Linked DNA regions of Mus musculus: regions 1, 2, 4 and 5 are each linked to region 3. Evidence: chromatin loops called from intact Hi-C (ENCODE). Cell type or tissue: left cerebral cortex. All regions are shown on one strand. Each heading gives the region's core, and the rest is flanking DNA. Links, peaks and the distances in the headings are about the cores only.

What was found. A loop is a pair of places that touch in the nucleus more often than their neighbours do. Peaks named below come from ENCODE experiments on the same cell type or tissue, not always from the same donor. Only the 100,000 strongest peaks of a DNase experiment are listed, where the experiment ranks them.
Region 1: it touches region 3 in a loop (8-fold over the local background); 9 of 42 quality-filtered maps call a loop at or near these places.
Region 2: a loop joins it to region 3, with 4 times the contacts of the local background. A loop is called at or near these places in 2 of 42 quality-filtered maps.
Region 4: it touches region 3 in a loop (8-fold over the local background); 5 of 42 quality-filtered maps call a loop at or near these places.
Region 5: a loop joins it to region 3, with 6 times the contacts of the local background. A loop is called at or near these places in 23 of 42 quality-filtered maps.

What each region holds. Positions count from the first base shown.
Region 1 is chr1:6,149,564-6,155,584 of GRCm38, reverse strand. No RefSeq gene overlaps it. Among named protein-coding and RNA genes, the nearest start is that of Gm46206, 15 kb to the left of the region's middle. In left cerebral cortex, for the core only: a CTCF peak has its summit at 2,942 (motif pointing right); a DNase peak (open chromatin) is centred at 2,964.
Region 2 is chr1:6,403,212-6,409,232 of GRCm38, reverse strand. No RefSeq gene overlaps it. Among named protein-coding and RNA genes, the nearest start is that of Alkal1, 47 kb to the right of the region's middle. In left cerebral cortex, for the core only: a CTCF peak has its summit at 2,725; a DNase peak (open chromatin) is centred at 2,709.
Region 3 is chr1:5,913,022-5,919,042 of GRCm38, reverse strand. Npbwr1 (neuropeptides B/W receptor 1) reads left to right here and starts at 1,645. Exons shown (of 1, transcript NM_010342.1): 1 at 1,645-5,336. The coding sequence starts at 1,750. The coding sequence ends at 2,739. In left cerebral cortex, for the core only: CTCF peaks have their summits at 995 and 3,551 (motif pointing left); DNase peaks (open chromatin) are centred at 1,933, 2,159, 2,516, 3,535 and 2 more places; H3K4me3 peaks cover 1,170 bases.
Region 4 is chr1:6,327,289-6,333,309 of GRCm38, reverse strand. No RefSeq gene overlaps it. Among named protein-coding and RNA genes, the nearest start is that of Alkal1, 29 kb to the left of the region's middle. In left cerebral cortex, for the core only: a CTCF peak has its summit at 2,489 (motif pointing right); a DNase peak (open chromatin) is centred at 2,526.
Region 5 is chr1:6,132,860-6,138,880 of GRCm38, reverse strand. No RefSeq gene overlaps it. Among named protein-coding and RNA genes, the nearest start is that of Gm46206, 31 kb to the left of the region's middle. In left cerebral cortex, for the core only: a CTCF peak has its summit at 3,603 (motif pointing right); a DNase peak (open chromatin) is centred at 3,606.

The sequences.
Region 1 (6,021 bases), core at 466-5,465, 240 kb before region 3:
CCTGCATTAAATCTTGATGCATTTCTATGCAACTACATGCAGAATAGAACAGAGTCTGACTCAAAGGTTAACATAAAATGAATATAAATATAGTATGAGGTTAGAGATACTACATCTTTTCCTTAGTTTAGTCATCCATAAAATATTTATAGAACCTAGTAAAGAAAAAGCGGCCTTCAAATTTCAGTTAATTAATTTAGGTAACTCTGTCAGATCCACATATCAAAGCTGCTATCAAAGCTAGAGGTCTGGGTGTGACACCCATTCCTGCAGTGCTCAGGGAGATGAAAACAGAAGTATTCATACTTCATAGTGCAGACTGGAGAGACGGCTCAGAGGTTAAGAATACTGACTGCTCTTCCAGAGGTCCTAAGTTCAATTCCCAGCAACCACATGGTGGCTCCCTAGGCCCCTCCTGTTATTATGGGGGTCTGAGATGGAAACTGTGAGGGAGATGCTCAGTGTTGGAGGACAAGTTGGGACAGGCACTCCTCAGCAACTGAGGGCCTCTCTCTTGATCTCAGTTTTCAGGCTGGGGGAGGGGAGATTACACCTACTCTCTTGAGTACCGTCAATAAAATTTCACTGCATTCCTCACCCCCCTCCCCAAATCTCAAGAAGGCAAGATTTTGATAGTGGAGGGAAGGGGTCTTTTTGGGAAGAGAAGGGCTTTGGTGGTGCTATGGTATCAGAGAGGATGGAGTGGTGAGACCAGAATGTATTATATAATATATGAAACTGTCATAGAATAAATAATTTAAAAAGGAAAATTTATAGGTTTATGTTTATAGGATATCAAACACAGTGATTCATATCATGTCATACATCTTAGGAAAGAAAACTGTTCTCTTTGTAGCAAATGGTTCTGAGTCTTGGGATTCAATTATAGGCAGAAAATATTCAGAGATCAAAACCATCTGTAAACAGACTTTTTACTACATTATTTCCCAAACTATACAGTATAATAATTATTTACTTGGAATATACATTGTGTCAGGTATTATGAACGACATAGTAATGCTTCAGAGTATATGGGAAAATGTGGTTATGTACTCTGTAAGTAGAATGCCATTTTATATAAGGGCCTTGAGCATACATGGATTTTGTAAGGCTCCAAGGACCATCTTATGGATAATGACAGCAGTTGTAGTTAGTCATGGGTAGGTAACCCAGATAAAAAGTCCCAAACAACAGATAATAAGATGTGTTTAAGCTGTTGCACATAGTGACATGTGCCTTGTAACCTTAATACTTAAGCATTTTGAGGTTGGTCTAGAATCCATTTGTGGCCATAACTGACCTCATGTTAACCTTTTGGCTCAGCCTCCTGAATTCTGGGCTTATAGATGTGTACCACCACAGATCTGTTGTTTATTTTTATTACACATGAAAGTCACTGACCTCTTTCCTATTTCCTCTGCTATCAGTGACTTCTTGTTATCCTATTTTCTATTGAGACTAAAAGTGGAATGTGTTGTGAGCTTGTCCTTTGAAAAATGAACTAAGCCCAGCACAGATCCAAGTGGGCACTGGGGCTTGTCACTGTCAGAAAAAAAAAAAATGTAGCTGGGTGTGGTGGCGCACGCCTTTAATCCCAGCTCTTGGGAAGCAGAGGCAGGAGGATTTCTGAGTTCGAGGCTAGCCAGATCTACAAAGTGAGTTCCAGAACAGCCGGGGCTACAGAGCAACCCTGTCTCGGAAAACCAAAAAAAAAAAAAAAAAAAAAAGAAAAGAAAAGAAAAAAAGAAAAAAGCAACTCAACTGCCAGCCATGCACCTTGAGACATCCCTGTAGAACCTTGGGTGGCCTCCACAGGTGCACCTTAGTCCTTCATATTTTCCACAGAAAAGAATTCAGAATGACTCTAACTGAAGCAAAGTTAGTTAGTTTACTGATTAAATAGGAAGATGTGGCAGTTTAGTGATTTTTTTTTAAAAAGTCACAAACAGAGAGAGATACATTTAGAGACAGTAAGGTATGGCCTTTGGAAGAATAGACCTAGTTATCTTAGAGGTAGCTCTATGCATGTAATCTGGAAGTTTTTAAGCTATTAATTTGCAAGTGAGTTTAGATATAAAGAAAATTATGTATTAGCAAACTTATTTTTTGTCATATGCCTAATAATGTCCTTTTCTAATCCACAGAATTCCATCCCTGAAGAGACCTTTTGAGGTGCCTTGTGCAGTTAGAGAAAAGCTAGTAGAGACAGAACACACGTCAAAGGGATTCTTGCTTACACACAGGTTATGTGGATGCATAGTTCGGGTCTTGGTTTTTTGTTTGTTTGTTTGTTTGTTTGTTTTGGTTTTGTTTTTTAACTATCTCATATCTGATGTTTTCAGAAAGGGCAGTACAGTCTTTCCTGAGGGAAGTCTGGTCAGATTTGTGGAAACTGTTCAGTGTCAGCCAGCAGACATAAATTCAAATCAGGAGAGTGATGAGGTGTTTTTTTCTGTTCTTTTCTTTTTCTTTTAAAAAATATTTTTATGTGTATGAATATTTTGCCACATTAAGTATGTGAACTGTGTACATGCCTTGTCAGAAGGGGACATCAGATCCCTCGGAGCTGAAGACTTGGTTAAGAAGCTTGTTTTGGGTTTTGGGAAAGATATCTGATCCTCTGGAAGGGCAAGAAGTGCTTGAAAATGCTGAGTTCCCTCCAGCCCTGTCCTTTGATTTTTTTTTGTTCCCCTTTGTTCCTAGATTGCTGCCCTGCCTCAGATGGAGAGCTATCAGCATTACCTGGGAGCTTGACTGAAAAGCAAGCTCTTAGGTACCAATCCTTCTGGAAGTTAGGCCCCAGGACTCCCTTAACAGACTCCTCAGTTGATTTATTTTTTGCATATTTTCTGGTGCGCAAGGAAATTTTATTAGAGTTTAAAAGACAAACCCCAGGGTAGGCAAGTTATAAATCTTATAGCTGCTTGGTGAGTAGAGATCAGCCACAAGGTGGCAGGCAACTGCAGAGTGGGAGAGAGTGCCTTAGGAGGGAGCCTTTAGAGAGAGAGCAAGGAAGCCCAAAAGCTTTGTCTAAGGACTTTTAAAGTATACTTAGACCCTGGCCAGCGTCCAAAAGAAAAAGACAGATAAAAAGGAAAACGGAAAAGGAAACAGGCCTGTTTGAAGAAAGGTTCACTGCTGCTTCTCAGTGTACCTGTGTATCCCTTAGCAAAGCAACTCTCCGAGGTAATTATCAAAGTAGAGTTTCATCACCTTCATATAAGGAATACTGTTTTGTTCTCACTCACCCTCATTTCTTATTGCCCTTCACAGTAAAGCACTCCCACTTCCTGCTAATTTCCTTACTTAGAGCTCACTTAGCCCCTACTTCTACTTACTCGCTCTATTACCTTTCTATTTCCCAATTCTTGAAAGTTCTCTCCCTCTGCTCTCATGATCTGCTTTCTACTGTTGTGACGTACAAATGATGTTCTGTAGATGACATATCTGTTTTTAAATCTAGATTCCACATATGAGAGAAGTCCCATGATAATTATCTCTTTGGTACATTCTCATGAAGACCTTCAGGTGTATATGGAAGAGCGGTATCACTGAATCATACAGTGAGTATACCTTTAGCGTTCTGAGGAACATTCATGCCCATTTCCATAGTGGCTGTACACGTTTATATTTCTACTAGCAGTGAATAAGCTTTCTTTGCTCACAAAGTTCTCACCAGGTTATGTTGCTATGTTTTTCATTGGTGATAGTTATTCTGATTGGGGTGAGATGGAATCTCAAAACAGTTTATTTTCATTATTAAAGGTTTATATTATATTTTTATTTACGGTCTGTGCGTGTTCCTGTGTGTGTATGTACAGGTGTCAACTGCAGGTGTTCACAGAGGCATGAAGAGGTCAGTGGATCTTCTGAAGCCCAATTTACAAGTGGTTGTAAGTTACCCAATGCTGAGAACTGAGCTAGAGTCCTCTAGAAGAGCAGCAAATACACTTAGCCACTGGGCCTTTTCCCCCTATCCCATCATAGCAGTTTTATTTAGCATTTACTTGATAGCATTTACTTTCCAAGTACTTATTGACCATCTTTATTTCTTCTTTATAAAAAATTATCACATTTACATTTATTTCATGTGCATGCATATGTACAAGAGTGTGTATGGGGTGGGGACGGCACCAGAGGACATTTGTAGGGGTCTGCTCTTTTTACTACCACATGGATCTGAGGGATTGAATGCAGGTCACCAGGACTGGCTGCAAGTGTGTACTAGCTGAGCTCCCCCCTCTGCCCTGTATTTCTTTTCTGAGAATATCTTCTTCAGTTCATGATCTCATTTATCAATTGAGTAACTTATGTTGGGGTGTTTCAGTTTTTTAGATCTTTATGTATCCTGGAAAGTAATTCCCGAGACTGCCCGGGCCTGACCCGGGACAAAAGCCCCTTCCGCTCCACTCCAGCCCCGGGTTTCCTGGCCAGCGGAGTTGCCTGACACCCGCAAGGGCCCACACAGGATTCCCCATGGGATTCTAAGACCTCTGGTGAGTGGAACACAGCGCCGGCCCCAATCCAATCGCGCGGAACCTGAGACTGCGGTACATAGGGAAGCAGGCTGCCCGGGCCTGACCCGGGGCAAAAGCCCCTTCCGCTCCACTCGAGCCCCGGGCTTCCTTGCCAGCGGAGTCGCCTGACACCCGCAAGGGCCCACACGGGATTCCCCACGGGATCCTAAGACCTCTAGTGAGTGGAACACAACTTCTGCCAGGAGTCCGGTTCGAACACCAGATATCTGGGTACCTTCCCTACAAGAAGAGAGCTTTCCTGCAGAGAATACTCTACCCACTGAAACCAAGGAGAGTGCTACCCTCCCAGGTCTGCTTATAGAGGCTAACAGAGTCACCTGAAGTACAAGCTCTTAACAGAGACAACTATAACAGCTAGCTTCAGAGATTACCAGATGGTGAAAGGCAAATGTAAGAATCCTACTAACAGAAATCAAGACCACTCACCATCATCAGAACGCAGCACTCCCACCCCACCTAGTCCTGGGCACCCCAACAGAACCAAAAATCTAGACCCAGATTTAAAAACATTTTTCATGATGATGATAGAGGACATCAAGAAGGACTTTCATAAGTCACTTAAAGAATTACAGGAGAGCACTGCTAAAGAGTTACAGGCCCTTAAAGAAAAGCAGGAAAACACAGCCAAACAGGTAGAAGTCCTTAAAGAAAAACAGGAAAACACATCCAAACAGGTAATGGAAATGAACAAAACCATACTAGAACTAAAAAGGGAAGTAGACACAGTAAAGAAAACCCAAAGCGAGGCAACGCTGGAGATAGAAACCCTAGGAAAGAGATCTGGAACCATAGATGCGAGCATCAGCAACAGAATACAAGAAATGGAAGAGAGAATCTCAGGTGCAGAAGATTCCATAGAGAACATCGACACAACAGTCAAAGAAAATACAAAATGCAAAAGGATCCTAGCTCAAAACATCCAGGAAATCCAGGACACAATGAGAAGACCAAACCTACGGATAATAGGAATTGATGAGAATGAAGATTTTCAACTTAAAGGGCCAGCTAATATCTTCAACAAAATAATAGAAGAAAACTTCCCAAACATAAAGAAAGAGATGCCCATGATCATACAAGAAGCCTACAGAACTCCAAATAGACTGGACCAGAAAAGAAATTCCTCCCGACACATAATAATCAGAACAACAAATGCACTAAATAAAGATAGAATATTAAAAGCAGTAAGGGAGAAAGGTCAAGTAACATATAAAGGAAGGCCTATCAGAATTACACCAGACTTTTCACCAGAGACTATGAAGCCAGAAGAGCCTGGACAGATGTTATACAGACACTAAGAGAACACAAATGCCAGCCCAGGCTACTATACCCGGCCAAACTCTCAATTACCATAGATGGAGAAACCAAAATATTCCACGACAAAACCAAATTCACACAATATCTTTCCATGAATCCAGCCCTTCAAAGAAAGTATAAAAACAGAAAAGAAGCAATACAAGGACGGAAATCACGCCCTAGAACAAAC
Region 2 (6,021 bases), core at 582-5,581, 490 kb before region 3:
ACATCTGCCTGCATGTCACTATGCTTTCCACCATGAGGATAATAGACTAAACCTCTGAACTGCATTAGCCAGCCCAGTTAAATATTTTCTTTTATAAGAGTTGCTGTGGTCATGTGTCTCTTCACATCAATAAAACCCAAACTAAGACACATGATAACTATAAAACAGTAGTTATGAATCCATGTTAACGGATGTGTACAAGTCTGTAAAATGTGTCAATAATATAAAGGGGAATGAATAGATGTATATGAAAATGTGCTTTAACTTGATATATGCTATCAGAAAACAAACCTTGGGCATAGGACACATGCTAAGAGAATTTCTGACATGGTTCTAAGCTTTCCTTTCTGAGTATATACCATGCAAGTTAAGTTAGCATTAGTCAAGTTAAGTTTTTTAGGAAGTACTTAAAACCAAGTAGCCAGGGTAATAGAAATGACAGCCAAAGGGAGACTTCCGTTGGGATGAAAAAAATTTTAGGTTTTGTTGGTAATTGCAAAATATTGTGAAAATACTTAACGCAACTGGTTGCACATTTTAAACTTTCATACTGGTAAATTTTAATTGTGTTTTACCATAATAATAAAAAAAAAACCCAAGAAACTAAAATAAAAAAACCCAGCAATATGGGCTTTGCTCACAAACCATTCAAATTGCTGCTGGCTTCAGGGGAACCCAAATCCAGTTCCACAGCACAGATGTTAGGGGAAACTTGTGCCAAGGCATCTATGATTCCTTTCACCACCACATCATTGGAATGTGGAAGTAGGCAGGCATGCAGACTGCAGCAGCAAATGGAGAGCTCACATCTTACACTAAGAGCAGCAAACAGAGAGGGAACTGAAGTGCCATGAGTCTAAACAAAGCCCACCTTCTGTGACATACTGCCTTCACCAAAGCCATACTTCTTGTACTGGCTAGTTTTGTGTCAACTTGACACAGCTGGAGTCATCACAGAGAAAGGATCTTCAGTTGAGAAAATGCCGCCATGAGATCCAACTGTAAGGCATTTTCTCAATTAGTGATCAAGGGGGAAAGGCCCCTTGTGGCTGGGACCATCCCAGGGCTGGTAGTCTTGGTTCTATAAGAGAGCAGGCTGAGCAAGCCAGGGGAAGCAAGCCAGTAATGAACATCCCTCCATGGCCTCTGCATCAGCTCCTGCTTCTTGACCTGTTTGAGTTCCAGTCCTGACTTCCTTGGTGATGAACAGCAGTATGGAAGTGTAAGCTGAATCCCTTTCCTGCCCAACTTGCTTCTTTTTCTGATTTTGTTTTTGTTTTTCGAGACAGGGTTTCTCTGTGTAGCCCTGGCTGCCCTGGAACTCACTCTGTAGACCAGGCTGGCCTCGAACTCAGAAATCTGCCTGCCTCTGCCTCCCAAGTGCTGCCCAAATTGCCTCTTGGTCATGATGTTTATACAGGAATAGAAACCCTGACTAAGACACTTCTTAAGCATGACAAACAGCTTCACCAATTGGAGACTAAATATTCAAACATCTGCATCTATGAGGAATGTTTGCATTCAAATCACCATACTAAGTACTACGGAGAAGGATCCGTCTTAGCCTCTGAGGTATGAGGTCTGCCAGATGGGGAGCTACTAGAATGGATCTATCAGCCCCACTTGTCAGAATATAAGAATATTTTTAAATGGTCTGAGAGTGTTTCTAATTCCTTCAAAAGGCAAAGAATAGCATGTAGACCATCCTTGTTGGACAATGAATCCTTCTAATTGGGGGCTCTAGGGATTTTTATGAGTTGCTCTCCTTGCTTGGTGTAAGACATAAGGGTGGGCTGCACAGGAAAGAGGGGCTGTAAAAACAGAGAGATGTCCCTGTTTGTTAGATGCTGTTCGGTTTATTTTGTTCTCCTAAGACCTAAGATCCCAGCCTGACTCCTGACTTTTAGTGAATAACCTAGATTTTAGTTCATTTCTAATGTTTACAAAGGGTACTTAGTTATGCCTTTTTGTTTTGAAACTTTAAAAAGACTCATTATGTTAAAAGTGGAATAAAATAAAGTTTTGTGGTAAAACAAAAGAGAGAGAAGGAGGGGTAGAGTCAGTACCAGAGAATACTAACTGCTTCGTGTGATGCTCCTGGCTTAAAATACTTATTTACAGTTTTAAAAGAAATTTCTTACCTGAATGAATGTTCTTGTACTTTGTGATTCAGCTATTGACTTCAAATAAAAGTGACGTCTTCAATAAAACAAAACAAGACTTCCAAGCCCCATATTGTACCGGGACACCTGTGTCTGTTCCAGCTGTCCTCATACCAACCACCTGAAGGTGCCAGCCTCAGTTAATCACCAATGTCCCTACTCCAGGTCATTTAGTCATCTCAGAAGTTGAACTTGAGTTTGAACTGGAACATAATTCCGAGGCCTCAAAATTTGTCACAGAATAGTCTCCCAGAGTATGGTCTCAGATGCTGCAAGTTGTAAACTAGGAAGTGATCTACTGTCTCTATTTCTTTGGGCTTCCAGGGGATTCTGACACACTAAAGTTTCTGAACCATTGCACATGGCGCTATGACTTCCCTAAGTCCTGTCAGAATCTGCTTAGCTCTTCTTTCTGAGAGCAAAAAGGTACTCAGAATAGCGATTGTTAAGTACTGACTTTCTGTTTCAAAATGAAACTACTAGCACAGAGAAGCCCATCTGGAGTTGTTGGTGGCCACAATGTTTCAGTGTTTTTAAGTCTGACAGCGAGGCGCCACCGTGTGGAAGAAAGATGACCCTACATTAAAAATAATTCCCGCAGTGATCAGTTGACTTCCCAGTTTTGTTTGTTGTTTGATCTTTATTTACCGCAATAGTTTATACACAGTGGGGAAATGATTTTGTAAAAATGAATAACTAAAGAAGACATTAAAAGTACACAAAACATACAATGTATTCTTAGAGTGTAATTGCGGTTTCATGTTTCCTCACATCTGTCTTCCTTCCCTCTGGGGCCAGTGACAACATGCAGACTAGCAGGACCAGGAGCTGGAGCAGCAATGTGCTGCACAACCGAACAGAAGTGAAATCTGCCTTCCTGGAGACCATCCCCTGTACAAAAATGTTTCCCTCTGCAAATGGCTTCCTTTGTCGGACTGCTGAAAAACAGGTCCATGTGCCAACAGAAGGAAGGAGCACGGGTTCAGAAAATGATTCTGACCCATCGACTTTCACACTGAGCTGTATCTAGTGTTTATTCAAACTATCATTTGTTCCATGTAATTTTCTATTTGTTTCATTTCCATCGTGCATAAAGAACTCAAATTCCAAACGCAATCTGAGGCTATGAATTACGTGGATGTTTAAAGACCTGTCTACACTTGCTTTTGTCTGCTTTGTTCTTTGTGCTTGTGTTTGACATCTTGGTGCCACTTACACAAGCCACAGTTAAGTGATGAAGAGCCAAAACCCTCAAACAATAAGTAAAACAGAAAACCTTTGATGTTGTCTTTTGTTTATTTACTTTATTTTTGTTTTGTTTCAAATCTAATTGAGACAAACCAACAAGAAGAAGAAATCACCTAGGTGCTGTCTGGTCACCCTCTCTGGTCAACATTCCAGAAATAGACATAGATATAAGTGTTATAGCTAAATGTTAAAATCATGTCCAGAAGAATGAGGAACTGAAATTTGGAATAAGGGTTTTCTATTAACTAGTTGTCCAAAAATACATTTTAGAAACTAACGGAAGCGAATGGCAAGTGATCACAATAATAATTATCTAGAGTTTACTGGGCTCTAGTTGTATTCCTCCTCATTATCTCTGAACCATGAACATTCACTACTCCTAAACTTTACATCTTTGGGTGACTAGAAGCTCTCAGTGCTTGTCTAGTCTTTACCACTGTTTGAAATGTTTTTTCTGTAAATTTAACATATTTTTGTTAGTCTTCTACTTCTTCTAGTGCTCAAATGTCTTTAAATTTGAAAGAACACCTAATTCATATTCTTTATACCTTCTGAAAAAAAGTATTTCTTGCTGCAGTAAACCATTGTTAACAATAGTACGTGTTAAAGTCTTACACGCGTTCTCGCGACCGGCCAGGAAGAACGCAACAAACCGGAATCTTCTGCGGCAAAGCTTTATTGCTTACATCTTCAGGAGCCAGAGAGCAAGCGAGAGAATGGCGAAACCCCGTCCCTTTTAAGGAGAATTATCCTCCGCCTAGGACGTATTACTCCCTGATTGGCTGCAGCCCATCGGCCCAGTTGTCATCACGAGAAAGGCAGAACACATGGCGGGAAAACTGCCCCTGCACGTGTGCAGATTATGTTTACCACTTAGAACACAGCTGTCAGCGCCATCTTATAATGGCAAATGTGAGGGCGGCTTCCCACATTAAAGTATAGTAATATTGGTAAGAGACATAGCTCTCCTTTCAAAGGAAGAGAATGGTTTATTCTGGAATCAAATATGAGTGACCGTGCCTCAGGAACATAGATTTAGATTTATTCAAATACCAAGTTCCTACAACGTTGAAATTTCATAAACTTTTTGTAATAGAAGACTACAAAGCTATACATCAAGACACCTTTCAAGTACTGATGGGTACATCAAGTGTGTGGGTTTAGTAAGATAGAGAACTCCTTGTTAAGATAGAGTGTAGTTAGGATACAACACTGTTAGCATTCGTATTGGGAAAAAAAACAAAACCTAGGGTGTTTGTTAGCTTTATACATTCCTAGAGGATTTTTTCATCCATTTATCTGTTAGCTACAGAATGTTGGATCTGACAGAGTGGGGGCAAAGAATTGCTGTTTAGTAGGATAAAGATCACCCAAGATATATTGTAATTAGGCTCTGGACCTGCAACATTTTGCATCTCTGAAGTTTTAATCACTCAATTAGCCTCTGCAGACACAGATTCTTTCCAGGAAATAGCAAAGCTTTATTCAGGACCTGCTCACTAAGCAGACATAACTATGAGGGAGCGAGAGTGTATGTGTGTGGGTTCTACGCCACAGATACATCAGGAAGTGCAAACATATAGCTTTGGAGCGGTTAGGTCTGAGGACCAAATTTATGAAGAGAAAACTGAGAGAGGAGAAGTGAATTACAGGTCAGCTGACCTCAGAGGAGTCTGCTGAAGACTGGACAGTGATCAGACATCACCTACGTGACTGACAGGGTGAGGGGCCAGGTCAGACATGGAATCTGATGGAGTAACAAAGGGAAGGTTTCTGGATATATTTCCATAGCAGGATTTGCTTCTAGAAGTGGATTTTACAAAGAAGTACACAGGAGCACCTAGGACAAGGGTCAGAAATGGACCCAAGGTCTAAGTTTTGTTTCTTCTTATTTAAAAAGGGATGAAGAAAAGATGGTGAGAAAAAGAGGGCAAGCAGGCGCATCTGCTCTTTATTTGTCTGGCCACTTGGAGCAGCAGGTCCATCTGTTGAATATCGCAGTAAAGCAACTCTGTTGGGTGAGGACAGCAGTCAGGCCCTTAATGAAATGAGGTCCTGTGACAACAAAACAACAACAAACACAACGAACACAAAGCCAGGTCTCCAAAGCCTTGAGTCTGACCTCAGGCAGCCAGTGAAACTTCTGGGCTTAAGCTTGCAGCACCCATAGCTGGCTAGTGGGTGAATGGGCTCTGATGCATGTCCTGGAAGGTGTCCAGGCTTTCTCAGTGGCCCACACACCAACAGCACCTTTGTCATCTATATATGCTAAAATTCACACCAGTCTACCTGCTTTGCTAGGCATGATGGCATTCAGGAGGAAGAAGCAGGAGGATTGCCTTGTGTTTAAAGCCAGTCAAGGTTATATAGCAAGATCATTTTTTTTTAGAAAAAAAAAAATCCAAATTGAGACAAATAGACAAAAGAATTGTCTGCCCCAAATTGGCAGGACTTTGGAGAAAGATTGGCTAATTCAAGAGGCCAGAAGCATTTGGAAACATTAATTTAGAGGGCTGGATATTATCTAATATTCACAGTATACAATAAAACTTCCAACAATAAACAAACAAACATAGAACCTACAAACTCACGTGTGCTACAGTTTTCCATG
Region 3 (6,021 bases), core at 440-5,439:
AATGATAATCTGCTATATAGAATTTTGCTCCTGCTACAGGGAGGGAGGGGGAATGAGGGAGAGGGAGAGAAAGAGAGAAAGAGAGAGGGTGAGGGAGCACTTAGGTCTAAGTGGGATGCCTCCTCCATTCAGAACTCAGGAAAACAGGCAGAAGGAGTCTTTATATACCTTAGTTATATGCACACAGACTGTGCAGGTTTGTACCATGTCCTCATCAAATATATTCTAGCTTCTAGATTAGTGTTTTTGTGCGATTTCTGGGTGTGCAAATGAGAGAGTCTCTAAATCCTTCTCTTGGATTTGTTTCCTTCTATTGATTCATCCTGTCCAACTTTAATGTGACAGTTTTTGCTTTATATTTTGTTTTGTTATATTTTCTAAAATGAATATGAATGCACTAATGAAAACCCAGTCACTAGAGGAAGGGTTAACAACTAAATTGTCAATTATACCTGCTGTAAAAGGGGGAATTAGTTTTCTCCAATACAGTGATATTGGATTTATCAACTCTTCCAGGGCAGGACTCATGTTCAAGAATAGTTGATCAACATTTAATGATCTCCACAGTTTTGCTTTTGTATGTTTATGGTTTTATTTGATTACAGTTTAGTGGGTTTTTTTCTCTCTCTGTTTAGGTGTTTCTTTATTTTATTTTCTTGGATTTGGGAGTTTTTGTTGTGTTTGGTTTTGTTCTTGTTTGTTTTGAGAAAGAGCTTAAAGTTGGGTGGGTAGAGAGAGGATCTAGACGACTTGGGGTAGGGGAAGACTACGATCAAAATAAATTTAATTTTAACATTGATTTAAATAATGATACATATAATAAAGAAATAAAACATGTTATGGGAACCTCATCTCCAACTGTTCTTCAAAAACAGGATATTATTTTTTTTAACTTTGTCATTCTTAGTTTTAGTTTCTGACAGGTGAGCTTTTTATAATTCCAGATGAACTGAATTAAAACAGCAGGAAGGCAGCAAAGAAGTCTTTTGAGGAAGGGGGCGCTGTTTTCTGTTAGATCAGAGGATTTTTCTAGGAGTGGAGTGGGAAAGGGTGACAGGTTGACTGAGCCGCGCTTCCTGTACTTCAGGTTCTTGGGAGAACTCCTGGAGAGTCCAGCAGTAGTCTCTGGGCAGACAACAGGAGACAGACTAGGCTGGCAGGCATCTCATTGCTGCTGCAGCGTCCTCCAGCAGACAGTGGGTTCCTCCCTGACCTCCCCAGGAAACTCAGATCTTTGCTGGGACTCGCCAGGTAAGATAAAGATTGCTGTTGCAAGTCCTATTATCTAGCGTGCTCGGAAACACACCTCTGCTGAATTCGCCGGTGTGACCTCAGTGTGAATTCCTTAAGCTCTAAAACAGGGGATTGGGTGCATTTACGGTTTCCTAGGAGTCAAGTGGCTTCTGCATAGCACTTTGATGTATTCAGTGGACTGGAATCTGATTTCCACAGGTGGAGAGAAGAGCTTGGGACACTGTAGCTACTTTCTATGGACCTCATTTCTCCTTAAAGCTATACCTCCAGAAATGTAAGCTGTGTTTTCAATTCTGTCTCCAGCCTTGGAGTCCCGGCGTCAGCGAGCTTAGTAGCAGCGGGGAACGCCCCCTCCGGTGCGCATCCAGAGAAAAGCTGTGACACTCAGGCAGTGCCTGGGTGCAGATCCCTGTAAACGTGGGCGCATAAACCTCGAGTTTCGCGGGGCTGCTGAGTGGAATCCTGGTGGTCGCCTGCTCTCCAGCCCTCTCCAAGATGCATAACTTAACGCTTTTCGAGTCTGGAGGGGACAACGTGTCTTGCGGCGGCTCATCTTTGGGCTGTCCCAACGGGTCCAGCCTGGCTCCTCTGCCGCTGCCGCAGCCACTGGCGGTAGCAGTGCCTGTCGTCTACGGGGTAATTTGCGCCGTGGGACTGGCTGGCAACTCTGCGGTGCTGTACGTACTGCTGCGCACGCCGCGCATGAAGACTGTCACCAACGTGTTCATCCTCAACCTGGCTATCGCCGATGAGCTCTTCACCCTCGTGCTGCCCATCAACATCGCGGACTTCCTGCTGAGGCGCTGGCCCTTCGGGGAGGTCATGTGCAAGCTCATTGTAGCCGTCGACCAGTACAACACTTTCTCTAGCCTCTACTTCCTCGCCGTCATGAGCGCCGACCGATACCTGGTGGTTCTGGCCACAGCAGAGTCGCGCCGGGTGTCCGGGCGCACTTACGGTGCAGCGCGTGCTGTCAGTCTGGCGGTGTGGGCGCTGGTGACGCTGGTCGTGCTGCCCTTTGCGGTATTCGCTCGGCTGGACGAGGAGCAGGGTCGGCGCCAGTGCGTGCTGGTCTTCCCGCAGCCCGAGGCCTTCTGGTGGCGTGCCAGCCGTCTCTACACACTAGTATTGGGCTTTGCCATCCCGGTGACCACCATCTGTGCTCTCTATACCACTCTGCTCTGCCGACTGCGTGCTATCCAGCTAGATAGCCACGCCAAGGCCCTGGATCGTGCCAAGAAGCGCGTGACCTTGTTGGTGGCGGCGATTCTGGCTGTGTGCCTCCTCTGCTGGACGCCTTATCACCTGAGTACCATAGTGGCCCTCACCACCGACCTCCCGCAAACGCCGCTGGTCATCGGCATCTCTTACTTCATCACCAGCCTGAGCTATGCTAACAGCTGCCTCAACCCTTTCCTCTATGCCTTCCTGGACGACAGCTTCCGCAGAAGCCTCCGGCAATTGGTGTCATGCCGTTCAGCCTGATGCCCTTTCCACCTCTTTCCACCGCAGGCAGCACTGCCAGCTGGGTTCAGGAGAATTCCGGGACTGTGGTTCCCAAGTGCAGCCCGAAATCCTGAGGCCCATTCCAGGCATTCAGTACCACAGGCCCTACCCAGGACTGATACCACAGGCCCTAACCAGGACTGATCCGGGATTTGCCCGGCCTTGAGGTGAGGCTGGTGTGTAGCATGCCTGAGGACAGCTTGGGCCAGGGCACCTTACTATTTTGTCCCCACAGCTGAGGGCAGGGCTTGACACCTGAACGTAGGGTAAATGGTGGGGCAGTGTTGTTGGAACGTGATTTTAATTCTCTCTCTATTTCACTGTGAGTAGGCTCCTAGGATGTCCCAGGCATCTCTTCCTCAGCGTTAAGTCTGTGTATTTTGTTTCTTTGCTTTCCACCACGGATGACCTCCCTGGTAAACAGCCTGGCCTGATGCTTCTTAGGAACACTCTAACTGCCTGGCCACGCCTCACTGGAGATGTGTGTGTGTGTGTGTGTGTGTGTGTGTGTGTGTTAGAGTGGAGGTGTGGTGGTGTGGAGGTGTGGTGGTGTGGTGGTGTGGTGGTGTGGTGGTATGGTGGTGTGGTGGTGTGGTGGTGGTGGTGAAGGGGGCTAGAACCTAGCTGTGACTGACAAGAATAGAGATAATCACCTGCTCAGTATGCCCCACCTTTCTTCGTTTTACCGAAGCCGATCTATATGGCCCTAAAAAGACTTTAACCGAGGCTGCAAAAGCCAAGAGTACAGAGAAATCACCGGAGAGTGAGGTTCCAGCTCCCTCTAGAGGAGTCAGGTGTACAGAACGTTTCTGAGCTGCTTTTGCACAGGGTGGTGCACCAGCCAACAGCTCTTTAAATCTTTGGTCCTTTGTAGCTTCTGTAAAGTAGTCCAAAATTTCCTTCCTGCCTCATAGCCTTCACAGGCTTCCCATACAACTTAGACCATTTCCTTGTAACTATGTACAGTTTTTCTGGACCAAGAACTTTGTAAATAATACATATATCTTACTCTCACAGTCTTCTTAACTTAGAGGAATATGAGAAATAAAAGATGAGACCTGTTCCAACTATGGTTCCCCTTCCCTGAGTATTCTTCCAGGACCTCCCTTCAGTGAGATCCAGGTACGGGAACCGCCTTGCATCCCTAGCTTTTTCTTGTCTGGACACTTACCTAACCACAAGGAACATCTAAATTTTGTCCAATTCTAAAGTCCCGGGGAACATCTGCTTCTGATTACCCACAGGGAACAGTCAACACCTACTTTCCTCTCTTTAGTCTCTACTTATGGAAGACAAGCTCCAGGCCTCCTCCTCGAGGCCTGGAGTAACCAGACTCATCAGTGATAGCGTCTTTTAAACGATATGTTTAGGATGATCCCCAGGAAGAAATGATATGATTTTCAAGTATCATTTTTCCTATGGGAAAGTTTGGTTATATGTGGAACCAAGACTCTTGCCAGCAGACTTTGTTTACAAAGTTTGGCATGAAAGTCAATTATTTCTCAGTTATTTGTATTCAATGTTCCCTTCAAAAATATGCAGAAGGGAAATACTCTCTCTTGCAAGAGGAAGGCTAAATTTCCCTCTGATTTTGGTGTATGAGAATTGATTGGTTCCTACGGTGTCAGAGTTGTGGGAAGATTGGGGTAATTTTCAAGTACAAACTGAGAAAACTAATTTAGAGGCTGTGTGTCTTGGGTGCAAATAACAGTAAATTGTCTAAAAGTTGTCCATCAGTCATGCACTTGAACCATGGTCATCATGGCCTCAGAACGGGCCTCTGCTGTGGCCTTCAGAAGTGTCTGGAATGTGTTCATAAGCTTCAGACTTCTGGGAAGCACTCCACAGATATTTCTTTTAAAACTTAAATTTTGTATGATTTTCTGTAATTTTTCCAAATTAGGATTTTAAAATTGAGCAACCTGTAGCTCATCCAGGGTGATAATAAAGGATGCAGTGGAGCTTTGGACACAGATACAGCCAAGTACTGTCACATTAATTGGAAACCCAGTCTCCATACATGCAGCAGCAACATAGATAAGAAGGAGGTCCTGGTAGTTTTCTGTCTGTCATGCCATTGCTGCTAGAGATAGGTTTATGTCTGTCTTGCAGTCTCTGGATGCTGCCGGAAAAACACAAGAGAGATATAACTGTACCCATCACAGCTCAGTACAGACTGGAAGTCTAGTTTGCATCAAGAGGATTCAATATCAGTGTCACACTGGCTTTCTAAAGCCCCTCGTGATCACTTCACCTTTCTGTGAGCATTTGGGCAGTTATATATAAATAAATATATAAATATAAGGCATCTATATTTAACCTTTTATCTCTTAAGTAAAACATAGAATAAATAAACAAGTCACATAGTAGGAAAATTTGTAATTCCATAGTTCTTACAGCCTTGGTGTAAACTATGTTGTTTTAACGCTTCTAATATCTAAAAGTGTGAATTTGGTTTTACTTATTTTAGTATAATTGTATAAAGTGGGTTTAATGCTTTCTCAAGAAATGCAGCAATTTGCTAATTGATTGCAGAAGATCCAAGTCTAAAATAAAAGGTGAAACATTCTGTGTGACAAGTGTATATTGTGTTTCAAAAAAAAAGCCTACCAAAAATAAAATATAAACAACTGCAACAACAGCCACTTACCTCCGAAAACCAAAACAACTAAACAATCAACCAAATGAACAAACAAAAAAGGACTCTTATGCCATACAATGGGTATGTATCACATGAATAGAAAGCTAAAACAAGCAATGCCAAGAGAAAAGAGTGGAGAAAGATTACCTGCAGCAGGTGAGTGAGCTTGAGAAATGGTACCAGGCCATGCTTTCATTGGAACTGGGAACAGCAGGGGTTTTATTCGGAAAGCCTACAGATATGCATATGAGAAAGCACTTCAGGGACATGCACATCTGAGCATACTCAGTTAGATGGATGCAACTAAGCATGCTCAGTTAAAGGTTATACTTTATTTTACTTTTAAAAACTGCTTTATTCATTCACATTCCAGATGTTGCTCCCCTTCCCAGTCTTCCCTCCAAGAGTTCTTCACCTCATCTGCTCTCCTCTTTGCTCCTTCAGTCTTTCCCCTAACTCTTCCGCAGGGATCCCAACATCACTCCAATGGTTGGCTGTAAGCATCTGCATGTGTCTTAGTAAGCTGCTGGTAGAGCCTCTCAGAGGACAACCATGCTAGACTCCTGTTTGCTATCACAACATAATAGTGTCAGGGTTTGATGTCTGCCCATGGGATGGAT
Region 4 (6,021 bases), core at 429-5,428, 410 kb before region 3:
AGTAGGGGAAAAAGGTCATGTAACATATAAATGCAGACCTATTAGAATTACACCAGATTTCTCACCAAAGACTATGAAAATTAGAAGATCCTGGGCAGATGTCATACAGTTCCGAAGAGAACAAAAATGCCAGCCCAGGCTATTGTACCCAGCAAAACTCTCAGTTACTGTAGATGGAGAATCCAAGATATTCCATAACAAAACCAAATTTACACAATATCTTTCCATAAATACAGCCCTACAAAGGATAATAGATGGAAAATCCCAACACAAGGAGGGAAACTATATCATAGAAAAAGCAAGAAAGTAATCTACTTTAAAAGAACCCAAGAGAAGATGGCCACACAAACATAATTCCACTTCTAACAGAAACAAAACAAAACAAAACAGGAAGTAACAATCGCTATTCCTTAACATCTCTTATCATCAATGGAATCACTTCCCTAATAAAAAGAATAGAGACTAGCAGACTGTATACATAAACAGGACCTAGCGTTTTGTGGCATACTCGAAACACACCTCAATGTCAAAGACAGACACTACAGAGTAAAAGGCTGGAAAAAAATTTCAATCAGATGATCCCAAGGAAAAAAAAATCTAGCCATTCTAATGTTAAATAAAATCAATATTCAAGCAAAAGTTATCAAACAAGATAAGGAAAGACTCTTCATACTCACAAAACAAAACAAAACAAAACAAAACAAAACAAAACAAAATCCTACTAAAATGATCTCTCAATTCAAAACATCTATGCTCCAAATGCAAGGGCACCCATATTCATCATAAAACTTTATTAAAGTATCAAAGCACACATTACAACTCACACACATTGCAACACCCCACTCTCATCAATGGACAAACCATGGAAAGAGAAACTAAAAAGAGACACAGTGAAACTATCAGAAGGTATGGACCAAATTGGATTTAACAGATATCTATAGAATATTCCATCCTAAAACAAAAGAATATACCTTCTTCTCAGAACTTTATGGTACCTTCTCCAAAATTGACCATATAATCTGTCACAAAACAGGCCTCAACAGATATAAGAAGAGTGAAATAATCCCATGCATCCTATCAGATCACCATGGACTAAGGCTTGTCTTCAATTGCAACAAAAACAATAGAAAGCCCACACACACATGGAAGCTGAATAGTGCTCTACTCAATATGATAACCTGGTAAAGGAAGAAATAAAGAAAGAAATTAAAGGCTTTTTAGAATTTAATGAAAATAAAGACATATCATACCAAAACTTATGGGACACAATGAAAGCTCTAAGTGCCTCCAAAAGAAACTGGAGAGAGCTTACAGTAGCAGCTTGGCAGCACACCTGATAGCTCTAGAACAAAAGGAAGCAAATACACCCAAGAAGAGTACACCACAGGTAACAAACTCAGGGCTGAAATCTCAACCAAATAGAAACAAAAAGAACTATACAAAGAATCAACAAAACCGGGAGCTGGTTCTTTGAGAAAATCAACAAGATATATAAACCCTTAGCCAGACTAAACACAAAGGGCACAGAGACTGTATCCAAATTAATAAAATCAGAAATGTACAGGGATACATAGCAACAAAATACATCTTAAAATAATTATTCTGTTTGTTGGATGTTAACAGTTTAAAATATTAAAATCATGTTATACAAATTTCATGGAAATATTATTGATAATTTTCTCGGAGTGCTTGAAATTAGCATTTTCTTAATGTTTAACTTCAAAAGTTCTTGCTATTTTGAAATTTTTAAAATGTGCTTACTGATGAAATAATTTCTCTCCTAGAAACACTGCTAATTTTTTAAGTAAATGGATTGTTAGACAATGTACACAGATATATAATATGTTTTAAATGTTGTCTCACTGTGTCAGGTGGTATCATTTAAGGGCTTTTGAATACATTTCTTAATGATTCATTTTTAACGTTTTATGTTCTTTTACTATGCTTAACTCCCAAAGAATATTTTTTATGTTTTGAAACAATTTAGTATTTAACATTAGATATAGGATCCTCAGCTATGGATAGCATTAAATATTCATTAATGATATTTTAGTGTATGAAAGGATATGAATAAAAAAGTTGAACAAATTTTTATGTATTATTTGATTCTCAAGATACTCCATACTATTACTATATTTGATGTGTAAAATGCATTTAAATAATAAAAAAAGGAAACACATTGACACATTTGTACTATAGTGTGTTCTTATGATAGTTCTACTGCACTATTTGTTATTCTCTTCTTACTGTGCCTAATATGTAGACTAAACTTTATTAGAGCCATGTATATATAAAATATGATATTCTATATTTATATATTATATGATATATATCACACCATATGTATGTGCATGTGTGTGTATGTATAAAGTTCTGCACACTTTGTGGTTTCAGCTCTCTTGGTCATCTTGGATTACATTCCCCATGGATTAGGTACAGTTACTGTCCTATAAAATGTTAGTGTATGGAAGAACTAGCTTGGGAAACATATCTACCAATAGATGGCAGTGCTGATTTAATTTCTGGATAGATTATTAGAGTAGAAAAGCAGTAAACTGCTAAAAAAAAAATGGCTATTTCACTTTGGCTTCCTACAATGCATCTTTTCCCAGACGCCACTGTCCTTGTTATCTCTCTGAGGTATGGCTTGCTACTGTCCTATGCAACAAACACTGCATGAGCAAAGTTGAAGCAAAGTTAACTAAAGCTTAACTAATGCTAGTCTCTGATCTCTTCCAAACCACATTCATATAAGTGGTAAGATTGTGAGTCCTGTACTCAAATATGGAAGATCACCTCATGGCTTTCAATATTAATCACAATCATCCAAAGTACTTTTTAGGGACGACATTATTTTGAACCTATTCAATTATTACTATTAAATGCACTATCTATACATGTTACTCTAAACATTTCCTTCAAGCAATGATCCTCACCATTCTGAGTCTGATATATCTTAGGAAAGTACAATACACACACACACACACACACACACATACAGGTGACTTTCTATATCTGACTGTTCCACATCTGTGAATTCAGTCAATTTAGATAGTAACTAATTTTTAAACTGGGTCTGAAATATGTATACACAGATGCAACAGTGGCATGAATGTTAAAGGGCAACAACCACATTTCTTTTAATTAGACTGAGGGACTACTCTTCAGAAGAAAATTAATACTAGTACTATAAACCTGGTTTTAAAAAAAATATGCATGGGGAGGTCATAGGTCCTATAGGGGAACCTACTATTGATGTTCTGCCAAATAAACATGATACCAAACTGCTTTTTAAATATTTATGCTGATGTCCATAGACAAATGCTGCTCTCAGCCTTTGTTGGAGAAGCTTCTATTTGCAGTGGGGAATGGTTAATACTGAGACTCATAAGTCATTAAAGTTCAGGGAATAGGTGACTGTTGAAGGCTCAGCACTAAATGGGACATCTATATCACCATTTCCAAGGCTTAGGAAACATTGCAGAAGAGTTGGTAGAAAGAACTGAAGGAGTGTGGTGAAACACAGTCTTCTGAGTATGACACAATAACATGCAGTGATGGATTGACAGCAGCAATACCTACGCAAACAGTGCTCAGCAGCATCCTTTCACATGAGAGAGGGGTTCATTAGGTCTCACCCACCTCAGAAAATGGTAGGCAAGTTAATCTCTAGGGCAGAGACAGTTAGATTCCTCGGTAGTATAACCTCTACTAGACTGATGTGGTTCAAGTAAATAAGCTCCCATCCATGCTTATGCAGGTAAACCCTATTAAATGCAGTGAGACACACACACACACACACACACAAAGCAACATGAAAATAGGGGGCCCTTCTGGGAAGTAGTAGGGCCTTAGTAAGAGAAGGAGTGGAATAAAGGAATAATGGGTGAATCGGTGTATTTCATATACATGTGTAAAATTATAAAAGAATGTACTTTAAATATTGTATCACAAGTGAATACATTATCATTTGTTATTCCATAAACAATTCACCATATTGACTATTTGCATACCAAAATGCAAACTTCACTTTAAGCAAAAAAAAAAAAAAAAAAAAAAAAAAAACTAGGAAAAAATATCTAAGACTGGCCTAGTGGAACATATACAAGTGGTAAGCTAAGACAAGAGTAAGGTAATTTCCAGGCCAACAGAAGGCACTCTAAGAAATCTACAGATGATTAAAACAGACAGGAGGATATTTATGTACTGTGAAAATTCTGTACTATTTTATGAGAGGCTTGAAAATCATTGAATTTTGGTATAGAATGTGATCCTGGAACCAATTTTCCAAGATAACAAAGGATAACTACATTTGCATATAGCTATATTATATATACATATAAATACACATAAGGTATATAAAACATACCACATATATTCTTTGTTTTCTTCTTATTTCTGTCTACTCTCTACAGCCTGCTTAGTGGGGATTGTTATCTCCATTCTTCATCCCCAAAGTCTTTTGTTCTTTAACTCTATTTACTTCATTAGAATTATTTTTAAGATTACATGAGGAACATGTGTTTATTTTCAAAATATGAACTTCCAAACAGAGAGGACATATATGAATTCATGGGAAAGGAAGAGGGAGAATATAATTAAATGTTTATAACCAATCCTGCATTGAAAGAAGCAAAGAGTAGTCTGTTTAAAATTGGCTGCAAAAGAAATTGGACTCTCATGTACAAAAAAAAAAAAAAAGATAAATACAAACCACAAACTGTATACTTTTCACAAATAGTTAGCATAAAATATAACTCTTAGAAGTAGCTTGTGCTTAATGGTGATATTTTTAGATTCAACACTAAAAGTACAATCAATGGAAAATTATACACTTAGACCTAATTAAAATGTAAATTTTCAGCTTTGTGAAAGATACTCTTGTAAGAATTATAATATAGTTATAAAAGAAGAATAAAGTATTGTGCATTAAGAGAACATATCCAAGGTAGGTCCAGTGTCATACACCTATGATCCCAGCACTAGAGAAGCTAAGGCAAAAGCAAAAGGCCAGTCTGGAGTATGAAGCAATAACTTCACTTAACAAGAAAAGAACAACATAAAGATCCAAACAGAACACTTACAGATTAACAATAAAGAGGGAATATGGCAATATGGCTAAGTGATAGAGTGCTTGTCTTGCATGAAGGATCTGGTGAGTTAGACCCCCAGAAACACAGAGAGAGGGGGGAGAAGGGGGAGAGGGAGAGGGAGAGGGAGAGGGAGAGGGAGAGGGAGAGGGAGAGGGAGAGGGAGAGGGAGAGGGAGAGGGAGAGGGAGAGGGAAAGGGAGAGGGACAATCCTAGAAGATTGTGACCCTATAATAGACTACGGCATGTAGCAAAGTTACGTGACATGAAACATATATGGCATAGGCTTACTGAAGGTGTGGCCAACTGAGTGAGATTGACACTGCTCAGGGCAAGCTCCTATATTAAGCTTCTTTCAGGTTATCTTTTCTTTTGTTTTCTGCTAACCTGTATGCATTCCCACTCACCATTTTAACCCTTGTATGACTACAAATGTACCTACCATCTTTTCTTCTTAAATTATGACCTTAATCTGGGCATGCTCAAGAACATATACCTTTACTGAGCATGCTTAGATATGTACCCATGCCCCAAATGCTTCATACATGAGTATGTAAATTCCCCATTTTCCTTTCTTTGATGAAGGGATTATTTTGAAAATAATCTCCTGTGCTGTACTTACCTGTTCCATGTGATAAGTCTTAGCTCTTTTAGTATTGGCTATGCCAAGATGTAAACCCAGTACATTTAGTTAAAAAGATGAGAGGGGCATGTCAGCCTAAGTAACTATAGAAATGAACTATGTTTACAAATATAAAAGAATGTGCCTGTAAGATCTGTGGCATGGTGCCTGATAATTGTCCCTCATAAGGTCACACAGAGTTTTGATGCCACTTGGATGTGTAGAGTTGGATTCAACTACTAAATAAGAGGATGGTGGATAGTAAAAGGCCTCTCAGTGTTGGAGTGGAGTTTATAAACAAAGATGCTA
Region 5 (6,021 bases), core at 509-5,508, 220 kb before region 3:
ATGGGTGATTGTTTCCAATTCTAAGAAGGGGCAAAGTGTCCACACTTTGGTCTTCGTTCTTCTTCAGTTTCATGTGTTTTGCAAATTGTATCTTATATCTCGGGTATACTAAGTTTCTGGGCTAATATCCACTTATCAGTGAGTACATATCATTTGAGTTCTTTTGTGATTGGGTTACCTCACTCAGGATGATGCCCTCCAGGTCCATCCATTTGCCTAGGAATTTCATAAATTCATTCTTTTTAATAGCTGAGTAGTACTCCATTGTGTAAATGTACCACATTTTCTGTATCCATTCCTCTGTTGAGGGGCATCTGGGTTCTTTCCAGCTTTTGGCTATTATAAATAAGGCTGCTATGAACATAGTGGAGCATGTGTCCTTCTTACCAGTTGGGGCATCTTCTGGATATATGCCCAAGAGAGGTATTGCGGGATCCTCCGGTAGTACTATGTCCAATTTTCTGAGGAACCGCCAGACTGATTTCCAGAGTGGTTGTACAAGCTTGCAATCCCACCAAGAATCATTTTGAAACCAGAAATCAGGGCCTGTGCTGGCTATGTTTATGACAGTTTGACATAAGATGCAGTCATTTGAGAGGAGGGAACCTCTATTGAGAAAAAGTCTCCATAATGTTGGGCCATAAGAAAGCCTGTAGGACATTTTCTTAATTAGTGATTGGTGAGGGAGGACACAGCCCATTGTGGGTGTTGGCACCTCTAGGCTGGTGTTCTACAGTTCTAGGTTGTATAAAATGCAGGCTGAGAAAACCGTGAGGGACAAGCCAGTAAGAAGCACCCTCCATGGACTCTGCATCATCTCCTGCCTCCAGGTTCCTGCTCTCACTGCTTTTGATGATGAACAGCAATATGGAAGTGTAAGAAGTGCATGCATGCAGGAAAATATTCATACACATATAGTAAATAAATGAATCTAAAAGAACATACTGATATTTCCATGTGGAACTTTTTTTTTTTTTTTTTTTTTGAGACAGAGTTATGTTAGGTAGTTTTGATTATCTTGGAACCAGCTATGTAGACCAGACTGGCCTTGAATATACTTGCCTCTGCTTCTTGAGTGCTGGAGTTAAAGGCATACACTATCACAACAGGCCTTTTTCTTTCTTACTTGGATATAGTAATATTAACAAATCAGTTTTGAGAATTTTCTCCCTGTTGTGTAGGGAGGATTAAACAATTTTTATCCCTTCTCATAAGGTCCCAATAACTAAAGTTCAGTTTCATCAGAGATCATTCTGGGAGTGGGGAGGACGATACTTTATTGGGTTTATTTGTTTAGTATTGGTAAGGGGTTACTGACAGCCTCCTCTCCCTTTTCTTTCACAGTCTTTGTACTCTAGCTCCTCCCTAATCCCCAAAGGCTACATGAAATTAGGGCAGAATTGCTTACCATTGTCTGGGAGGGGTCGCTGGCTCCCTAGATGAGGATCCTGATCTGTTCATTCCCCCCTTTATAAAAGAAACATCATCAACAAACAAACAAGCCCAGTTGCAATAAACCTTCGTGAGCAGAAACAGCTGGTCTTATGAAGATGGAAATTATTTGACTTAGAGGACAGTGCTATGTAACACCATCTTAAAAAAAAAAAAAAAAAAGGAAAGAAAAGAAAAAGAAAGCTGGATCCAAACTACATACATGGATGATATATAAATAAGCAAATGATGTGGCTTTTCAAAACCCAGATAAATCGTACATAAAAGACAAGACAGTCTGATGTATTAATAATAATAATATTTTGTGGATATACCTGAACAGCACACCAGGCCAAGGCAGTTGCTCATGAGAATGGTTTACTGTTAGGGAAAGAAGAAAAGGAGCGGCAGGGCAAGTGGAAGGGGAAAGAAGAAAAAGAGAGTGAGGAGGGGGTGATCTCCTAATTTATAAGGAAAGTGATGTAACACAAGTAAGGGTGGGAGGTGAGCCAAGTGGGTTCTGGGATAGGAGGGTCATTGGCTTGGCAACCCATCGTTAGTGCCTGGGTTTGGAATGCCCTAGTACTAACACAGTCAAAAAACATTTTTAAAATGCTTTCTACACTCCAGAGATTGATCTTACAGAGCCTTGTTTTGTTTTACATGAATGTATCAGCAGATAGAAACAGTAGTACACAGAGAATTCTCAAGCTGCAGTTTACAATGTCCAGCAGAGCGCAACTAAGGAGGCCTGGAAATCTATGATGCTGAAATTATATTACAAGGTTTCTCTCTCTCTCTCTCTCTCTCTCTCTCTCTTGGTTGGGTGGCAGAGTACTCTATTCTCTCCATGGACTGTGTATCTTAGTCAATGTCCTATTGTTGTGAAGTGACACAATGATCACAGCAACACATATAAAAGGAAACATTTATTTAACTGGGGCTTATTTACAGGTTCAGAGGTTAGTCCATTATCAGCATAGTGGAAAGCACGGTGGCACACAGGTGCTAGAGAAGGAGCCAAGAGTTCACCAGGCAGTATGAGGAAGAAAAACACTGACTTGGCTTGAGCATTTGAAACCCCAAAACCTACCTGCCCAGTGGCACACTTTCTCCAACAAGGACATACCTACTGTAACAAGGCTATGCCTCCTAATAGTGCCACTTCCTAATGACCAAGCATTCAAATTTATAAGCCTATTAAGGCCATTTTTATTCAAACCACCACAAACTGTCAGCAGTCTTTTACTTTACTGTTATTTTGTTTGAGAAACTGCAATTTAGAGGTTCAGAACACAGAAATCTGTAAGAGGTGCCATCAGCTTGTTCTCGTTAGCCTGTTTATATTATTGTAACTGGAAAGCAGAAACAAAAAAGGAAGAATGTCCAGGGCTTAGTAGTACAGGAATGAAAGCAGACAACCAGCATGGAACAAAGGAGTCTTGGGAAGGGAGAGAATATTTTAAAGGAAACAGGCTTGGAGAAACTGGGCAAAAAAGCAGGCATTAATTCCCAGCAGACTGTTTCTCCAGCATCCTTCCTACACAGCTGAAATTATTTTTGCTTCCAGGAAGATGAAGGCAAAACTAACGTGGTTACCTTTTGCTTGTGGTGAGTTTAGTACCAGGATAAAAGGAGTCCATCCTTCACCAGGACACAACTCCCTTTGTGATTCATGCACCTCACAGATTAAATGTGATGACACCTTCTTTCCTTAAAAAGACACCTGAGATGAGAACTTACTGCTCTTGAAGAGGACTCAGGTGTGGTTTCCAAATTTCACATGACAAAGCACAACTGTCTATAATTACAGTTCTGGGGATCTTCTGACTTTTATGGACTCCATATGCATGTGATACACACACATAAACTCAAGCATACAGACAGATATACACATAAAAATACTAGAAAAAACATTTGAAGTTAGCATAGATAAAGGAGAGATACCTATGAACTAGGCATGCGGGCAGAAAGTAGAAAAACAAAGAACGAAGAAATTCCAGTGTCAATGCAAGAAAGATGAATCCATATATCTTACCATACAAACTGTAACAATGGACAGCAAGTGATATTGTGTAGAACTCTCTTTGAGATCCCCTCAGCTCACAGAAACAAGGTGTCACTGGGAAAGTTACCCATGAAGGAGGTCGGAATGAGGTGTGCCCACTGCCAGTAGATGGAGCTATTGATTTGTTACACAGAGAAACTGGGAACATTCCCTTAGCATTGTTTTGCCTCATTCAAGAATGGCATAGACTGTGATCAGATGGATTTGTGCTCGTCTATGTAGGCTGAAATTTAAGTTTCTGAAAACAAAAAACAAAAAAACAAAAAACCCTCCTTAAAATATAGTTTTGCTGAGTTTGAGGCCAGCCTGGTCTACAAAGTGAGTTCCAGGACAGCCAGGGCTATACAGAGAAACCCTGTCTCGAAAAGCCAATATATATATTGGCATGGCAATTTTATTCAGAAAGGCATCTGCTTGGGGTCACATGGTATAAGGTAATATCTGACCTAAGTATACCAAGTAACTATTTTTCTCCCTTCTCCAAAAGCTGATCCAAGCACTTCTAGGTTCTCTAAGGAAACATGGTTGAAAGGGAAGAAAAGAGAATCAGTGAATCAGTTGAGTGGAGGCATGATGAAGGGAAAGAGAGAGGGAACAAGGAGAGAGAGAGAGAGAGAGAGAGAGAGAGAGAGAGAGAGAGAGAGAGAGAGAACAGGAGTTAAACTGGATTTGGAAGGTCTCTTCTTACACATTGTTCATGTCTCTGTAGCCCAGGCAGGCACAGTATATTGAATGGAGTGTAACAGCCTCTGGGGCAACCAAAGACAAATTTCCTATCTAGGGAAATCTATTTTATTTTATTTCTTGTGGAGCATTTTTGACCCGATTGTTTCCTATTTTGGTGCTTATTGCTCAATCACCTACCTCTAAGAATTTCTGGCATCTAAGTTGAGAGTCCCTTAGAGGTACAACCCTTCACTCAGGCACTCTCAAACAACCTTCAGAAAACCTGACCACCAAGCAAGCAACTTTTACCTCAGTCTCTGAAGTTTTCCTGGTTGCTGTGGTACTTTTCCGCGCTCTTTCCCCAGATTTCCAAGAAATTTTCTATCCTGGGATATTAAGCATTCAGAAGAGAGTAGTTCACATGAGACTCATAGGAGACACAGCGCCATGACAGGAGCTGTGTTTCCCCCATGGGAGGGTATCTGATTTGAGCACTCTCTGAGATAGATGTATTTGAAATGAACCCCAAAATGTTAAAAACAAAGAGTGATCTCAGTTGTGCACAAAGGGACATGGGAACAAAGCAAACAGCTTGGCAAGGCAACCTCCCCCCTCTTTTTTGTAGTAAGGATGTGCCAGGACCCATCTTTTATCCTTGATGTGGCTGATGACCATGTGCCATTCCATTGATGGGAGCTCTGCTTCACAATCTGCTACAATTGTACAATTGGCTCCTCAACACAAAGGATAAGAGGAGGTTCAGGAGATATGAATCCTTGTCAGGCTGACTACCTTTGATATAAACAACCACGACAACAAAACAACAATAAACAATAACCCTTTTCTCCCACTAGGATACACTATTGTACCACCCACCACACTGACCTTTGACTCCTTCCTAATTCACGAAATTCTACATTTACTTTGAAAACCCAAAGCACTGAAGGAGTCAAATTTCTTCTGATATTTCTTTCTTTTCTTTTCTTTTCTTTTCTTTTCTTTTCTTTTCTTTTCTTTTCTTTTCTTTTCTTTTCTTTTTTTTTCTTTTCTTTTCTTTTCTTTTCTTTTCTTTCCTTTTCGATTTATTTATTTCCAGATAGTGGTGGCACACACTTTTAATCCAAGCACTTAGGAGGCAAAGGCAGGCAGATTTTTGAGTTGGAGACCAGTCTGGTCTACAGAGTGATTTCTAGCACAGCCAGGGCTACACAGAAAAACACTATCAAAAACCAAAACCAAAACTATCCCGTTCCGCGGGACTCAGTTCTTCGTGGGTGCGAGGGGGACCGCACACCTGGAAGAAAATAGGAAGAGCTGAAGACAAAGTAGATCTTTCCTATCAAGGTCTCCATTTATTAGGCTGAAACGCCTGGTTTTAAAGCATACTTCGAGGGGAATAGGGAGGGATTGAGGGGGAATTAACAAAGAACAAAGAAGTGGGCATCTGCTGACATGAGGGCCAAAGTCAGGCTCCAGGCAGCAAGCACTCTGTGTCTTATCTCCGAAACATAGATCCTCCTTAACAGCCTTGGGTATCAGGCAGGACTCAGCACATAACTCACATCCTTGGAAGTCATGGGGGTCAGGAAGAGATAAGAAAGAGGGGACTATAATTCAGCTTTTATAGCCTCAGGTGCCAGAAAGGGAACAGGGAGAAGGGAGTGACAACTGGCTCCTAGCACAAGGCCATTTGGCTTATCCCGGTGGGAGATAGTGAAAGGCTTTTTCTCATGGTATGGTCTCCAACACAAAACCAAAACCAAAAACCATCCCCCCCCCAAAAAAAACCCAAACCCCAAAAAAACTACCACCACCACCACCACCACCACCACCACCACCACCAAACAAACAAACAA